2 separate regions of the Homo sapiens genome follow, and region 2 is linked to region 1. A link is a loop called in an ENCODE intact Hi-C map of the cell type or tissue named here. Cell type or tissue: CD4-positive, alpha-beta T cell. All regions are shown on one strand. Links, peaks and the distances in the headings refer to the core of each region. The heading gives the core; the rest is flanking DNA.

What was found. Hi-C counts contacts between places; a loop is a spot of excess contacts. Peaks named below come from ENCODE experiments on the same cell type or tissue, not always from the same donor. Only the 100,000 strongest peaks of a DNase experiment are listed, where the experiment ranks them.
Region 2: a loop joins it to region 1, with 1.8 times the contacts of the local background. A loop is called at or near these places in 6 of 110 quality-filtered maps.

Annotation. Positions count from the first base shown.
Region 1 is chr11:36,351,570-36,354,484 of GRCh38, reverse strand. The region is part of intron 1 of PRR5L (proline rich 5 like); the gene reads right to left. Among named protein-coding and RNA genes, the nearest start is that of PRR5L, 57 kb to the right of the region's middle. In CD4-positive, alpha-beta T cell, for the core only: no CTCF peak of the experiment used is centred there; a DNase peak (open chromatin) is centred at 1,374.
Region 2 is chr11:36,452,355-36,455,269 of GRCh38, reverse strand. The region is part of intron 8 of PRR5L (proline rich 5 like); the gene reads right to left. Among named protein-coding and RNA genes, the nearest start is that of TRAF6, 56 kb to the left of the region's middle. RefSeq lists an enhancer at 1-19. In CD4-positive, alpha-beta T cell, for the core only: no CTCF peak of the experiment used is centred there; a DNase peak (open chromatin) is centred at 1,359.

The DNA.
Region 1 (2,915 bases), core at 129-2,628:
AAACTTTATGATACCTCAAAACCCACCGCAGATGCAACCAACAAATTATTGATAAGGGACAGCCAGATGGCTAAAGCTAAAATAACTGCCCCAAAGGCTTATTCCAATCTTTGGTGGCTGTTGACGTGCCTTTGCCTGGAGCACAACTTTGTTCCTAGCAATAAAATAGTATAAACTGAAAGATAACTAGAGCAGCTTCCATAGGTTTGTTCCATGTTTACCAGGTCCCAGTCTGTGCTCTCTCTGTGCTAAGAGCTTCACATGTATTATCTTATTTTTGTTTCGTCTTCAAAACAGTCAGGAAGTGACTACTGTTATGATTTCCATTCTACAGACAAGGAAACTGAGGTTAAAGAAGTAATTTGCCCAAGTAATAGTAAGCCAGAATTGAGACACAGGTGCTCCTGACAATGAAGTCTGTCTCAGCCGCCCAATGCCTAGGTTGACTTCTGTCACGGTGTACTCTCCTGGCTTTCTAGCCACTTCTGACTATTGATTCTTTGTCTCCTCTGGCTTCTCTCCTTTTTCCCTTTCTCCATGGACTCTTGAAGTCCTAGAAATGGTCTCTCATTTTCACAGCCACTGAGCTTGATTATAAACCCTCTGGAGCAGGGGTCCCCAACCCCCAGGCAGCGGATCAGTACCAGTCTGTGGCCTGTTAGGAATGGGGCCACAGAGCAGGAGGTGAGTGGTGGGCAAGCAAGCATTACTAGCTGAGCTCCACCTCCTGTCAGATCAGCTGCAGCATTAAATTCTTATAGGAGCGCTAACCCTATTGTGAACTGCACATGTGAGGGATATAGGTTGTGTGCTCCTTATGAGAATCTAATGCCTGATGTTCTGAGGTGGAACAGTTTCATCCCAAAACCATCTCTTCCTAACCCTCCGTGGAAAAATTGTTTCCACAAAACTAGTCCCTGGTGCCAAAAAAGTTGGGGACTGCTGCTCTAGAATCCAACCCGTTCATTCCTGTCTCCCTAAAGACTATGACAGCACCTGGCAATAGTACATACACAATATATTTTTGTTGAATGAGTGAATGAACAAATCACTTTTCTCAAGATTATTAGGAAAATAGTAATCATTTCATTCTAAATGAATGATAGGAGCTTTACCCTTTTCAATTTTCTGGTTTTCTTTGACTCATGTGATGCTGGAGCTCATCAATATAAGACATTGGTTCTCAAGCAGGGGCAATTTTGTCCCTCCACACCCACTCCTCTGGAGACACTTGGCAATGTGTGGAGATGTTTTTAAATGTCACCACTATAGATGTGCAGAGAAGGAGAAGATGCCAGTGGCATCTAGTGGCAAGGATGCTGCCGAACATATGACGTGCAAGACAGAGATGCTGCTAAACATCCTACAATGTGGGTGACAGTCACCCACAACAAAGAGCTATGTGAGTTTGAGGTTGCAGTGGGCTATGATTGTGCCACTGCACTCCAGTCTGGGAGACAGAGCAAGACTCTGTCTGTAAGAACAAACAAACAAAACCAAATATTTTTACACCATCCTTCTCAGTCAAGTGGGCCAAGGGCTTCCTGTCACTTCCACGACAAGGCAGAAATCTATGTGACCCACAGGACTGTGCCCAATATGGCTGTCCACCCCTCCAGTTCATCTCACACCATATTCCCTCTCTCTGTCCTCTCTGTCCAAAAGTCAATAGTGCTGAGGTTGAGAACACTGGTATCAGGGTTTGTTCTTCATAAAACTGGTATCCTGGTATCTGAGGAGGGCCAGGGATGTCTAAGCCCCACTGTTTAGCTGAGTGCCAAGTACTGTAACCTGGGATTAGCACTGCCCTCTGAGCTGAATAGAAGAAACAGGGGAAAATTGGGGATCCATACTGAGGATCCAGAGATCTAATTACTGGTCCTGAAGCCAGGTACCGACATGAGTTACTCCTGTAGGCAAGTTGTTTAACCTCCCTGGGCTCAACTTTTCATCTGTAAAGGGGAAAGGGGGAAGGAGTAAGGTGAGCCCTATCTAGATCTAAAACTCTCTAATTTCAAAGATAAATAGATGGGACTCAATTAACTAAAAAGCTTCTGCATAGCAAAAGAAACAATCAGCAGAGTAAACAGACAACCCACAGAGTGGGAGAAAATCTTCACAATCTAAACATCTGAAAAAGGGCTAATGTCCAGAATCTACAAGGAACTCAAACAAATTAGCAAGAAAAAACAAAAAACAAAAAACAAATAATCCCATCAAAAATGGGCTAAGAACATGGAGAGACAATTCTCAAAAGAAGATATACAAATGGCCAACAAACATATGAAAAAATGCTCAACATCACTAATGATCAGGGAAATGCAAATTGAAACCACAATACCATACCACCTTACCCCTGCAAGAATGGCCATAATCAAAAATATAAAAAAATAATAGATGTTGGCGGGGATGCAGTCAAAAGGGAACAATTTTTTTACACTGCTAGTGGGAATGTAAACTAGTACAACCACTATGGAAAAAGGTGTGGAGATTCCTTAAAGAACTAAAAGTAGAACTACCATTTGATCTAATAATCCTGCTAGTGGGTTTCTACCCAGAGGAAAATAAGTCATTATACAAAAAAGATATTTGCACACGCATGTTTATAGCCGCACAATTCGCAATTGCAAAAATGTGGAACTAGTCCAAATGCCCATCAATCAACAAGTAGATAAAGAAATTGTGGTATATATAAAAAAAATATATAAATATATATAAATATATAAATATATATAAATTATATATAAATATATAAAAAATATATAAATATATAAATAAATATATAAATATATAAATATATAAATATATAAGTATATAAATATATATTTATATAAATATATAAATATATATTTATATAAATATATAAATATATAAATATATATTTATATAAATATATAAATATATATTTATATAAA
Region 2 (2,915 bases), core at 199-2,698, 100 kb before region 1:
CACCGGAGCGACCGCCATAATAAGGCCATTGTGACCCCAGCACACCAAGCCCGTGGTGGGTGTCCCTCTCCAGGCTGGCACCTGAAAGCCGTGAATGCTGGCTTGTCACGCAGAGAAGCTACAGTATCCTGAAGGAGAAGGGCCCTCCCCCAGGCAGACACAATGGAGGGAGGCCTGTGGGAGGCCAGGGCCTTTGTGTGGGAGAAGTCGAGCGTGCTGCTGAGTGTGTGCTCGGGAGGGCCCTGCAAACATCAGGGAAACAGCCTGGAGACTTCGGGGACTTGAAAGATGGGGCAAAGGCCAGCCTCTGAGGAGTCGGCCTTTTAAAAAAAAGTTTCACTATCCTCTTCCTCCTCCCTCAGCAACTCCCACTGTTGCAGAAAAGTGGCTGCTTTGGAGAGAGCGGCACGTTCTCTCTCACTCTCATCGTGGGCCTCTGACCTATGCGTACCCAGGGGTGAGGCCTGGCTGGCAGGAAGGGACACCTCCGGAGAATCCTCGTGCAGTCAAACACAGGCGCGGGCGCGTGGGTGCAGTGCGGAGCCCCGGGAATAAACCGCTTCTCTGGCTCTGGTCACCTACCCTGCGGGTGACCTGGAGACTGAAAGCACAACAGTACCTTGGAGGATGGAATGAGTTACGCGCCAAAACCCTGGTCAGTAATCCAGCGTGAGTGGTGGCTTCTGAAGGGATGAGTGGCCCCCACACCCTCCGCTGCCTACGACCACGCCTACCTATCCTCCGGCCCAAGTGAGCCACGGCAAAGCCCTCCCATAGGTAAAGGGGTTTATCACCCCCAACCCAACTCCTTAGTTTTTACTTCAGCCAGCGATCTCAATGCTCTCCTCCCACAGGCAAAATAAACCTTTTACTAAGGGGTAGACGGAGGCCCTGAGAGACCTCTCTTTATCTGGAAAGCAGTGTCCTCAGTCAGGATGGGCACTGCTGTGACCATTTTAGCTTCTTAGTATCCAGAGACATGGGGTGAAATGTCTGGCTTAGGATCCCTCTTGGGCTAAGGAACACCTCCTGGGCTGTCCCCTAATAAAGTCACCTCCTCAAAGTTAGCAGCGGTCAGTGGGGGTGGGGGTGGCGGTAGAGCATGTGGGGCAGCTGATAAAGTATCCACAGCTTGAGGCATTGGAATCCTGGCTCCATGTTACCTTAATCCTCACTTGCTTCCCCTGTAAACCTGGGAACAGCAGTGTCTGCTCCATGGTCCAGCATCCAGCACCCCCAGCACCATACCCAGGACGAGGTCTGTGTCCAGTAGCTCCCCTTGCCATCAGCTTCCTTGCAACTCTGAAGCCCTTTCAGTTCCTCTAACGCTCCTTCCTCTTGCTCACCTCCTGTCCTCCAAACCCTCCCAAGCTCCTCCCCTTGGCCTGGGGATAGTCATCCCTCTCTGTTTACTCAGCTAACTTATATTCATCCTGCAGGTCCCATCACAGACATCATTACTTCCTCCAGGTAGTCTTCCCTGATTCCCTAGTCAAGATGAAATCCCTGTGCCCTGGGACCCGTGGCCCCTGTACTTTCCCCCTCAGAACATGTGTACACTGATGAGACACTGCCTTGTTTGTGACTTCTTCCCTGGGCTGTGTGCTCTGGAGGGCAGGGATGGGTTGGCTTCATTTACAGATATAGCTATAGCACCTCCCAGTGTGCCAGGACAGGGTCTTAGTACACATTTGCTGAAATGATAATTTAAAATTAACCAAAAGAGGGTCACATCCTTCCCTCCCCGCCCCTAGTGCGACAACTCTCTAGAGGCAGGGACTGTCCTAGGTACAAGAATAAAACCTTGAGTCTTTGCTTTATAATTTGGCAAAAGTGTGCATTATTCTTATTTTAGCTAGAAAGCTAAAGCTATCCCCTCTTAGAGTGAGTCCTCACTGAACAAACTTCCCAATTGACTCTTGTTCCTGGGATAGGACACCAAAATATGCCACCACAAAATATGCCTCTTGGGCATAAGGATTTATGAACTGAAGGCAGTTAAGAAGCAGATACAGGAAGCTCTCTGTCCTCCCTCTATTTGCTTAAAGGCAGGATATAGATGTATAAAGACAAACGGTATCCCATCCCACTTCTACCAGGGAGAGCAAAGGTTAACCACTGAAGACAATTTTAGACCCTTATCAGCCAGCAATGCCAACAGAGAAACCTACATGAACAAGCCTCACTAACCAGCCCTTATCTGCCATCTATTTCCCTTGCCACAAGCTGCCACCCCTGAAGACTCAAAGTTGTTTTTCTTTGCCTTATCACTTCTCTAGAAATTTATTTTTTGTTGTTGAAGATGCTATATAAGCTGGAATTCAAAGCCATGTATTTAAGAACTACTGACTCCCTGGGTGTGACCCATGTATGTATGAAACATACAGTTTTAATAAGCTGCTGTTTGTTTTTCTCCTGTTAATGTGTTACAGGGTTCTGTTCCAACTAAGAGCTTAGGAGAGTTGGAAGAAAAACTGTTTTTCTTCCTCTACACTGGCATTAGGCCCAAACAATGGTAGCGTTCCTGCCATGGCCCAGCTAACCTGCTGACGTCCTGACAGCTCCCTGGATGCCCCAGTCCCCCAAAATTCAGTGAGCTGAGCCAGCAGGAAGGTGGACTCCAGGGAGACCGCAGCAACATGGCACCCCAGCTCAGAGTGGGGCTGCAGAAGACTGTTTTCCTTCAGTGTCATTGAAACTCTGGCCCATTCCAGCTCCTGGGAGGAATGAGTGAGGAAGGGAGGGAGGAAGGAGAAGAACCAGCAGGCAGCAGGCTGGGGCCAGCACCCTCCGATCTGTGGTGGCTGTGGTTAAGCTGGTGTCTCCAGAAAAACATGAGCAGGGTGGTGAAAACTGCCAGCTGGCCCTGGCTCTTGCTGTGGTAGAGAGGCCCAGGAAGGGGCAGGAACCTCACT